Regions from separate parts of the Homo sapiens genome. Here all the other regions are linked to region 2. Evidence: chromatin contacts called from ENCODE Hi-C or POLR2A ChIA-PET data. All regions are on one chromosome and are shown on one strand. The core of a region is the stretch at or near the end of the contact, and the rest is flanking DNA. Distances in the headings are between cores, read along the strand shown. Region 1 has its middle 16 kb from the start of WDR19. Region 2 holds the start of TMEM156 (transmembrane protein 156). Region 3 holds the start of TLR10 (toll like receptor 10).

Region 1 (3,594 bases), core at 738-3,237, 130 kb before region 2:
TACTTGGGAGGCTGAGGCAGGAGAATTGCTTGAATCTGGGAGGTGGAGGATGCAGTGAGGTGAGATCACGCCACTGCGCTCCAACCTGGGTGACAGAGCAAGACTCTGTCTCAGAAAAAAAAAAAAAGTCTCTGAGATCACTAATGTCAAGAATCCAGTGTACTATACAAGGGGACTTCAAACAGTTTTTGAAAGATGAAATTAAAAGATAAAAATTAAAAATGTAAACATATTTCTCAAAATAACTCCATCATGCTCAAGACAGTTTTGTAAGCAATGATAGCCACTTAGTCCACCCCTAAAGAACTGAGAATCCTGGAAATTTAACCAAGTCAATGCAGTCTTTTTTACATAATTAACTGAAGAAAAATAGGTGCCTTTTCAAGATTTTTTAGGATTTGAAAACAAAAGGAAGTCAGAAGGGGCAAAATCAGGACTGTAAGGCAAAAACCTAGTGATTTCCCATTGAAACTTTTGCAAAATTTTCCGTTTGATGAGAGGAATGAGCATGAACATTGTCATGGTAGAGGACTCTGCTGAAGCTTTTCCAGGCATTTTTTTTTAAACTAAAGCCTTGGCTAACTTTCTTAAAACACTCATAATAAGCAGATCTAATTGTTCTTTGGCCCTTCAGACAGTCAACAAGCAAAATGCCTTGGGCATCCCTGAAAATTTTTGCCATGACCTTTGCGCTTAACTGGTCTGCTTTTGCTTTGACTGGACTACTTCCATCTCTTAGTAGCCATTGCTTTGATTGTGCTTTGCCTTTTGGATTGTACTGGTAAAGCCGTATTTCATTTCCCATTACAATTCTTCAAAGCAATACTTCAGGATCTTCAGCCACATCCTTTTTTTTTTTTTTTTTGAGACAGAGTCTCACTCTGTTGCCCAAACTGAAGTGCAGCAGCAGCAGCACAATCTTGGCTCACTGCAAGCTCTGCTTCCTGGGTTCAGGCAATTCTCATGCCTCAGCCTCCTGAGTAGCTGGAACTATAAGCATACGCCACCATGCCTGGATAATTTTTGTATTTTTAGTAGAGATGGGGTTTCACCATGTTGTCCATGCTGATCTCGATCTCCTGACCTTGTGATCTACCCACTTTGGACTCCCAAAGTGCTGGGATTATAGGTGTGAACCACTGCAAACATTTTTATCATTTTTTTCTAAAAAATTGATGTGGGTGGTCTGCCGCCGTGAGTTTCATCTTCAGCTTGTCTTGTTCCTTTCTAAAAGGACTGATCCATTTGTAAACTGCTGATTTCCTTGGGGCATTGTCCCCATAAACTTCCCGTAAAGCATCAGTGATTTCACCATTCTCCCACCCATGCCCCACCATAAAGTCGATGTTTGTTTCGTTTCAATTTCAGTAGCATGTTGCTCTGATAGGGATCTTTTTAAAACTGATGTCTTATTCTTTTTACTACCTCAAACTAGATCTTGTTCAGACATGTTGTAACAAGCTGGTACAAGTTTATTTTGGTGCAAAATAATCTTAAAATCCATATACACATTTTTCATAGTGCACTTTTTTTTGTTTTTGAGACAGGGCCTCTGCTCTGTTGCCCAGGCTGGTGTGCACTGGTACAATCATAGCTCCCTGCAGCCCTGATCTCCTGGGCTCGAGCAGTCCTCCAGCTTCAGCCTCCTGAGTAGCTGGGACAACAAGTATGCACCACCATGCCTGGCTAATTTATTTGATTTTTAGCGGAGACAAGGCCTCGCTATGTTGTCCAGGCTGCTCTCAAACTCCTGGGTTCGAGCAATCCTCCTGCCTTCGCCTCCTGAGTAACTAGGACTACAGGCACATGCCACTGCATCTGGCTGACTTAGGTATTTATTTATGGAGGTGGAGTTCTCGCTTTGTTGCCCTTGTGCTGAGATTGCAGGTGTGAGCCACCATGCCTGACCTGTTCAACTTTTATCTGCCAGATACTGCATCATGCCAGTTACAGAGATCAAAGACTCAATCAGTCTTCGAGAAGCTACATCGTTGTACAGATAATAAGCAATAAAACAAAACAAAATTATAAATCAAGCAGGACTCAGGGTTCTGGCTTCTGCAGCCGAATAAGTAGCTAAGATATACAGATAGATGAGATTTGGGGAGTATCAGTTTGGTTTGGAGTATATTAAATCATGAGGGACTCATGGGATATCAAGTTGGAGATGTCTAATGTCTAACTTGGAAGTGGGCCTTACGAGGGGTCACAGCTAGACATGTTGTCATTGGCATATAGTCATTGGCAGTTAAAGCCACGAGGGTGAATAATGTTTTTCCCCAGAGGGAAATAAAAAGAAGTAAAATGTGTTTCACTTGGTTTGATTTGGGGGTTAGGGGGTTGGTTTTTGTCTTTATTTTTTCCTCTTCTTAAATGTTTGATGGAAGGCTTGTAATAGAACTGAATAGCATGAGGAAGTGAGACTGAATTCACTGAAGCTCGGATAGAGTATAGGAGATTTTTGAATGAGAAAAGACCCTTAGCCAGTGGAAGCTGGGTGGTTAAGTTTCATGTGGTAGCTTCCTTCAAGGAGCACACAGGAAAATCTTTTCACGGAGAGACACCTAAGGAGCTGAGGACAGTTTAGCCTGACTGGAAGAATACAGGCAGTGCTACAATATGAAAAATGCTGAATACTTTTAGAACTAGTCGTAACTAATGGGAGCTCTACACTGAATGACATTTCCCATTCTTGTGAAGAAGAGGATGCTACTTTTTGCATTTAGGATTTTCTACAGTGCTTTGAGCAGACTAGAAGATGTGAGGATGGAAGTCTTCCAGTCTTCCACATGTTAAAACAGAAAGGAAAGTGGGGGACCTTTGTTGTTTTGTGTTTTCTACAGTGCCTTGAGTAGTGCCTTGCACAGAATAAACACTCAGTTTATATTTTAATATGAATTGATGGCATTTATTAGCTAGGAATTGGCCATCAAGATACTTATTGATAAAAGAAACTCCTTGTATTAGCTAGCTAAAAAATGAAAGAATGGATATAATTTTGCTCTTTTCATATAAGAATTACCTATTCTTTAACCTGTATAATTTTTTCCAGTTGCTTAGTGCTTTTGCAGCACTCATTTTTAGTGTAATGTGTTTCGTGTTTCTTAGGAATGTGGTGGACCACCTTGGTCAGCAGAAGGGAAAATAGGGGTAGCAGTAAGATCCACTAAAAAGAGTGTAATAATTTTTAGTGTGGCTGTTTCCTTCCTTTTTTTCACCATTTCTTCCCTTCCCTTCTTCCTCCTCATAAACCCTTTCCCCCTCCCCACAAGAAGACAATACATGTTAGCAACTTAATATGAATTCTGCCATACTTTTCCTCTATGGTCATAAACCATAAATGTGGCACACACATGTATATGTGTTTGTGTGTGTGTATCCATATATGTAATGGTGTTTTTGTGGCACTGTTGAACAAATGGTAATGTATACACATTTTTTTTTTTCTGTATCTTACCTTTCTCATTCAATAATATCTTCTGGATATTCCTCCAAATCCCATTTCATCTTTCCCCTGTGGCATCCACTTTATGCTCAGGGTTTTGCTACTAGAACATTGAGGTCCTTATAGATATTTTTAACATAATCATACTT
Region 2 (3,723 bases), core at 830-3,329:
ACAGTTTCAACTAGGAAAAAAAATTACTCATATAAAGTATATAAAAGCGTATATTTCGTATATTAATAAATATGTAGAAGTTAAATTTAAACTATCCTTTTTAAGGCTGCTATTTATAATTTTCTAAAAAGTATATTGCTTTTGCTTTCCTAGGGTAGAGCACCTCCTTGATATAAAAGATCCTCTCAATTTTAAACATTTGTATCTAACACAGAATGCATAATTATTTAATTAAGACGTTTGGTCTTGATTAGAAATAGAAACACATTAAAGTATTTTTGAGAACCTGGATCTCAGATATGAAATATAAGACTTAGGAAAGTTAAACACTAGCGTAGTAGCAACAACCTCTTGTGTTTGAGATTCGTTAATCTCTTATTCCTTCATTGAAATAGGAAGGAGAAGCTTGCAGTGGGTAAGTAATTGCAGATTTGTAGCCATTTCTAGCAGTTCCTAGAATCCCCTTTATAATCTAATATTTGTGTTTTTAAAAAATAATCTAATATTTGTAAAAGTGCTTTGGAAATTGTAAAACAAAACTATGGAGATGTGGGCCATTAGTATTATCATCAACCCTAACAGGATGTTAGAGAGTCAGATGTTGCCACTTCAAGGGAGATGACCGAGTTTTGGTGCATTTCAGGAAGCCAAAATCAGGCTGCAAGTAAACTTTGTATTTAAGAATAAATGAGACCGGGCTTGGTGGCTCACGCCTGTAACTGCAGCACTTTGGGAGGCTGAGGTGGGCAGATCACGAGGTCAATAGATCGAGACCATCCTGGCTAACATGGTGAAACCCCGTCTCTACTAAAAATACAAAACATTAGCTGGGCGTGGTGGTGCATGCCTGTAGTCTCAGCTACTCAGGAGGCTGAGGCAGGAGGATCACTTGGATCTGGGAGGCAGAGGTTGCAGTGAGCCAAGATTGCACCACTGCACTCCAGCCTGGAGACAGATTGAGACTCCGTTTCAAAAAACAAAAAACAAAAACAAAAGAATAAATGATTAAATTGATAAACTATACATTATTTCGTGTAATATTAGAAATACAATGAAGAACTGTGTTTCTCTGCATAAAACTTTTAGGTACGTGTTTTATACTCTGTTACAAAATAGTTGGGTGGAAAAACTCCCACCATATACAAAATGAAAAGGCAAATGACAACCTGGGAAAAATGTTTGCAAAACATATGCAAAGATTTCATATTCCCAATAGAGAAAAAAGTCTTATAGATCAACAGGAAGGATATAAATGCTGCAATAAAAGACATGAACATGCAATTAACAAAAGAAATTCAAATTGCCAGCAAATATTAAAAATCTTTAGAATTACTGTCAACCAAACAAATGCAAATTAAACAATACTTTTTTTTCCTTTTAAATTGGCAATGGTTAAAATGTTTCTATCTTCTAGATGTACTATTTTCTGAACACCAGAATTCAGCACAGCACCTGGCACCAAACAGGATCGACAATCATTTAATAAGTAAATGAATGAGTCATGTGCATGCAACCTAGACATGACTGACATTCACCCTTTTATTTCTTTCTCTCTTGAGAAGGGATCTCACTCTGTCACCCAGGCTGGAGTGCAGTGGCCTGTCATGGCTCACTGCAGTCTCAAATTTCTGGGTTCAAGTGATCCTCAGCTTCCTGAGTAGCTGGGACTACAGGAGTGCACCACCACACCTAGCTATATTAAAATTATTTTTGTAGAGAGGAGGGCTTGCTCTATTGACCAGTCTGGACTCAAACTCCTGAACTCAAGTGATCCTTCTGCCTTGGCCTCCCAAAGTGCTGGGATTACAGATGTGAGCCACTTCGCCCAGCCCACCGTTTTATTTTTGTGAGTATACTGTGGGTTTATATTTATAAATTGGGTGGGGAGAAGATCCCCTTGCTTCTTGAGATCATTTATTTACCTTTCTTGCTTAGAAAGACAAATAAATGGTCTGAAAGTGCTTATTTGGGGGGTAGTTTTTTTTTTTAATGGGAAGTGACTCAAAAGTGAAGTCTCAGTTCAAGACCTTTTTTTTTTTTTAAGTCTTACTCAAAAGGAAGTGAGTATGAGGTGAACTGCATTAACCTAAAGTGCTGCAGAGATAAACTTAAAGCAGGAAGCAACATACCATGAATGTACTGCAAGGGAACACATTTGTGTCATGTGAAGAGACATGACAAAAACAGCCCTCCTTAAATTATTTGTGGCAATAGTGATCACATTCATTTTAATTTTGCCGGAATATTTCAAGACACCGAAAGGTGAGTATATAATTGTAATCTAGCTTTCCTTTCTTAATTTAAAAAAATTAGTGTCAGCTAGTGGTTACAGAAAAGATCCTCTTTTTGGACACATGCTGCATAGGCTGAAGTTCTAGATCTGAAAAACTAATAAAACAAGATTGCAATTTTAGTTGACTGTTATATAGTACAGTAACCTAATTCATAGTACTTAATTATCATAGCATACCTAAAAATGAAAATATTTAAAATCTGTAGTCTAGATTTCAGACATTGAGATTACAATAATTGCATCATGATTTTGCTCTTTGAAACACTTTCTTCAAAGCAGTTTTTTTTTATTTTTTTATTTTTTATTTTTTTTTTTTGAGATGGAGTCTCTGTCGCTCAGGCTGGAGTGCAATGGCCTAATCTTGGCTCACTGCAACCTCTGCCTGCCGGATTCAAGCAATTCTCCTGCCTCAGCCTCCGAGTAGCTGGGATTACAGGCGCCCACCACCATGCCTGGCTAATTTTTGTATTTTTAGTAGAGACACGGTTTCACCATGTTGGCCAAACTGGTCTTGAACTCCTGACCTTGTGATCCACCCACCTCGGCCTCCCAAAATGCTGAGATTACAGGCTTGTGCCACTGTGCCTGGCCCAAAGCAGCTTTAAGTATGCTTTTTACATTTTGGAATTCTTTAATGAAGAAAGTGATATTTATTGTGTTAAAAATGCTAGAATTCCCTTTACTACAACTATTTCACACAGATAACTTACCGTCACCTTTTGACAAGAAAAAGCGTTTATATATTTTGAAAATACAATCAAAATAAGGTGAGTGGAAATTTAAACAGATGTATGTGTATGTATTTGTAACTGGAGAAAAATGGAACAAAATTAACTTTGTGAACGTTTCAGAAAATTGTGATATAATTGCTGAAACCTAGATTAGGAAAATAAATAGGTATAAATTTAAACTATTTTGATGTTAGCAAAGGACTTGAAAATTTATTAATGTGAGGTTCAAATGGTAATTGTGCTCCCTAGCATTTAATAAGAAGAAAAGGTGAAAAGAAAAGGCTGTATTCTATCATTAAATAGTCTTTATATGAATTTGATTAAAATCAGAGAAAAACTCATATTTGATTATTTGCTGCAATGAATATTTATTGTTGCATATATGTAATGCTAAATAGCCAGATAAAAATATTTTTGCTAATTATATTTGATGACATATTTCAGTGATTATTTGATGTTGCATTTACATGATGCTAAGTAGCGAGTTAAAAATATTTTTGCTAAATAAACACTATGACTACAATTTGGTTTTCTGGCATTATGTTACTTAGATGAAGCAATCATAGCACATATTTTCAGTGCTTGATTCCACTGGGTGAAAATGTGTTATAAAGAGAATAGTTAGAATAAAGATAATCTATTTTTAAGATATTGTGGGCTGAGAGTAAGCTCATTTAATAGTTATCCGGAGTAGGTTCT
Region 3 (3,741 bases), core at 1,090-3,589, 250 kb after region 2:
GAGTGTGCTGATCATAGTAATTTGAGAATTTCTGAAATGAAAAAGATTTTAGAGCTTAGTTCATCCAACAAGCTGGGAATCCCCTCTCCAACGTTCCTGACGGGTGTTCCTGTCTTCCTACGTTTGTGTAATATAGACATGTTTGTATATGTTTAGGTGAGGAGCAGAGCTGGTTTTGTTTTGCTGTTGTTTTTCTTTTTACAGTTATTTATATTTTGTGTGATTTCCCCCTACAATATATGTGGAAATACATGGACTACATTTTAAATTTAAAAACCCCAATATGATAGTTAAAAAATGTATTTTAAGAACCCACCCACTCCCCAATTTTATAAGACATAAATCTATTATAATCATTCATGTTTAAATTGATCATTCCTCCTGTAGACAAATCCATCTGGAAATTTTCTTCTTTACTCGTGATCTCCAGCAGTCACCTAAATCTTAAGTCAAGTATGAAAAAAACCTCAAAAATGTTGCTTTAAAAATTGATCCGTACTTTGCGATCTACATTTTAAAAAATACCATGCTTATTTTACCACTTCACTTCAAGAAAAGGCCTCTAGGTCAGAGGTCTCCAATCTTTTTGGCACCAGGACCAATTTCATGGAAGACAGTTTTTCCACAGACCGGGTTTGGAGATGGAGGAGAGATGGTTTCGGGATGATTCAAGCACATTACATTTATTGTGCACTTTATTTCTATTATTATGACATTGTAATATATAATGAAATAATTATACAACTCACCATAATGTAGAATCAGTGGAAGCCCTGAGCCTGTTTTCCTGCAACTAGATGGTCCCATCTGACATGATGGGAAGCAGTGACAGATCATCAGACATTAGATTCTCATAAGGAGCACGCAACCTAGATCCCTCCCATATGCAGCTCACAGTAGGGTCCAAGCTCCTATGAGAATCTAATGCTGCCACTGATATGACAGGGTGTGGAGCTCAGGTGGTAATGCAAGCGATGGGGAGCGACTGTAAATACAGATGAAGCTTCATTTGCTTACCCACCACTCACCTCCTGCTGTGTGGCTCGGTTCCTAACAGGCCATGAACTGGTACCTGTCTGTGGCCCAGGGGTTGGGGACCACTGCTCTAGATAACTCCTTTCCACCCTCTTCCTGCCTGATTGCTGAAATTATGGAGTCACCATTCCTACTCCTGCCCATCATCACATGACTGCCCCACCCAACTGATGAAAGGGATAACCGACCTGCACCTTGAAGAAAAGCATCATCAAAGAGCTCTAAGATGCTGTGGAAAACCAGTATGGTAGTTCTGCAAAAAATTAAACAGAATGGTCATACGATCCGTGAATTCCACTTCTAGGTATAGACTCAAAAGAATGTTAAGTACCAACTTAAATAGATATTTGTGCACCACGTTCACAGCAGCATTATTCACAAGAGCCAAAAGGTGAAAACTACCCAAATGTCCATTGATGGATGAATGAATGAACAAAATGTGGGACGTACATACAACAAAATAGTATTCAGCCTTAAAAAAGGAAGGAAAGATTCTATTATTCTATGTAATAATAATAGAAATGATATGGATGAACCTTAAAGACATTATGCTCAATGAAATAAGCCAGTCACAAAAAACCAAATATGGTATAACTCCACGGACATGAGGTACCTAGAGTAGTCAAATTCACACAGACAGAAAGTAGAATTATAGTTTCCAGGGTCTGAGGGAAGGGGAAAATGGGAAATTATTTTTTAATGGCATAGAATTTCAGTTTGGGATGACGAAAAATCTTTGGAGATGGGCAGTGGTGGTGGTTGCACAACAGTGTGAATGTACTTAATTAATGCCACTAAATTGTACATTTAAAAATGCTTAAGGTCAGGCGCGGTGGCTCACACCGTAATCCTAGCACTTTGGGAGGCCGAGACAGGCAGATCACTTGAGCTCAGGAGTTCAAGACCAGCCTGGGCAACTGGCGAAACCCCGTCTCTACAAAAAATACAAAAAACTTAGCCAGGCCAGTTGGTGAGCGCCTGTAGTCCCAGACATTTGCGGGACTGAGAAGCCCAGCCTCTTGCGGGCTTTAGCGCAAGAGGTCAAGGCTGCAGTGAGCAGTGATCACACCACTGCACTCCAGCCTGGGTGACAAAGTGAGACCCTACCTCAAAAAAAATAAAAATAAAAATAAAAATAGAAAGATGGTGAGCATGATAACTCCTATGTTATGTGTATTTGACCACAATTTAAAAAAGTGCTAAGATTATAATGAATATATATAACATGCAATACCAGTAGCATGCAGAAGAGGGCGGATGGGGTTTAAGCTTTACAGAAAACCTCGATTCAATTCCCTCCTGCAGCCAATTCTGACCGTGTCAACGAATCATCCACGCACCTGCAGCTCTGCTGAGAGAGTGCAAGCCGTGGGGTAAGAACCTTAGCTTTGTTTGTTGTAACTCTCATTAAAAAGATATAAGGGCTGCATGGGTATTTTCTAAAAAGGAGATAATTTGAGCTAATATTGAGGGGAGGGAAGTAGGGTTATTTAGATTTTTAGTATTTACTATTTTGTCTAGATTAATGATTAGTGACCTTGGGGCTATTGATCTGAGGAATTTCTTGCAGATGCTTGAGAGCGTGGGTTTCTTTTCACTGATTGCGGATCAAACCTGGTCAGCTCTTCTATTCAGATTGAACGGTCCTATGCACTGTGGCAAGTTTTTTCTAGCTCTTATTTCCCCACAGCGTATGTTAACCTCTGCTGGATGAAACCTTTGGCTATTTAAGGCATATTTGTTGCTCCTTTACCCCGTTGAAAAGTTCTGCATTTGTGTTACCTGTTTAAAAGTAGGGGCAGATCTGATGGATCTTGTACAATGCAGTTCTTATTCCGTTTCCTTCAGAAGTGGACAAAGAGGGCCATATGTGGTTGCTGTAAAGAAGAGGATGGTTAACAACCTGTGAGCATTTGGTTTCTTGATAAGCTTTCTCCCAGACCACCTACACTGAGCTATTAATTAGGAATAGGATGCACTTCGAGTTTTATTTCAATTCTTGTGAACTTATAACTTTCCTAAGAATATATTTATACATGTAGGCAAAGTCTCTTGAACTTTGTGGCACCTAGCAGAGTGTCCCACAGCAGCTGCATGAAGCTTCATAGACAGGGGCATGGGGTGAGAAAGGAGGAAGTGGCCGCCATGGCAGCTGGTCAGATCAATGGATTCAACCTCAGTGATTCGGTCCTTAGGATGTCGTTACATCTTAAGCCACCTCATTTCAAGGTTTGAGGTGCCTTGCATTTGGGTTTAGTTACCATCCAGAAGGAACCAGACAGGTCTGGGTTCAAATCTCTGCTTCTTCAGTTGGTCATCTTGGGCAAGTTACTTTACCTCTGGGCTTTAGCTCCTCCATCTGTAAAATATGAATAATAATGGCCGCCATTTTGTTGAGTCATTGAGGGATTAAACAAGGTAATGGACATAAAACACTTAGCTCCATGTCAGACACGTAGGAAATACTGAAAAGAAGTCATTCTTACTCTTATGTTGCAAAGATCATTCAACATTCAATAGGTTCTTAATCTCTTTTCTATTTCTTTATATCATTGGGAAAAGATAAATTAGATGATTAAATATTCTTTGGTAAAACACTAGTTGTCATTTGATGATGTCTTTTGACTTGGACTTTTAAATTATAAGATATTAAAGATGTATTAAGGAAGGTCATTCTCTGTTTTTTACCTGCTTTTAACGTAGTAG

Evidence for each region. Hi-C counts contacts between places; a loop is a spot of excess contacts on that map. ChIA-PET counts read pairs that join two places held with the same protein, here RNA polymerase II (POLR2A). Pooled maps may share reads with other maps.
Region 1: a map of OCI-LY7 shows a loop between it and region 2 (4-fold over the local background). The contact joins the enhancer-like site here to the promoter of TMEM156 in region 2. A Hi-C loop is called at or near these places in 2 of 168 maps with a recorded cell type or tissue (OCI-LY7 and Ramos) and 2 of 50 pooled maps. POLR2A ChIA-PET finds 5 or more read pairs at or near these places in 7 of 52 experiments (A673, B cell, OCI-LY7 and 3 more).
Region 3: a loop to region 2 is called in a pooled map, with 4 times the contacts of the local background. The contact joins the promoter of TLR10 here to the promoter of TMEM156 in region 2. A Hi-C loop is called at or near these places in 2 of 37 single-sample maps with no recorded cell type and 3 of 50 pooled maps. POLR2A ChIA-PET finds 5 or more read pairs at or near these places in 4 of 52 experiments (GM12878, OCI-LY7, PC-9 and 1 more).

What each region holds. Positions count from the first base shown.
Region 1 is chr4:39,165,129-39,168,722 of GRCh38, reverse strand. No RefSeq gene overlaps it. Among named protein-coding and RNA genes, the nearest start is that of WDR19, 16 kb to the left of the region's middle. RefSeq lists an enhancer at 814-2,013. Within about 2 kb of position 1,987, at least 2 of the 41 ENCODE cell types and tissues checked have a DNase peak (open chromatin) inside an H3K27ac peak, as active enhancers do; they include B cell and OCI-LY7, where a contact is called at or near this core.
Region 2 is chr4:39,030,765-39,034,487 of GRCh38, reverse strand. TMEM156 (transmembrane protein 156) reads left to right here and starts at 2,079. Exons shown (of 7, transcript NM_024943.3): 1 at 2,079-2,262. The coding sequence starts at 2,175.
Region 3 is chr4:38,781,588-38,785,328 of GRCh38, reverse strand. TLR10 (toll like receptor 10) reads left to right here and starts at 2,339. Exons shown (of 4, transcript NM_030956.4): 1 at 2,339-2,408. RefSeq lists enhancers at 3,018-3,187, 3,250-3,459.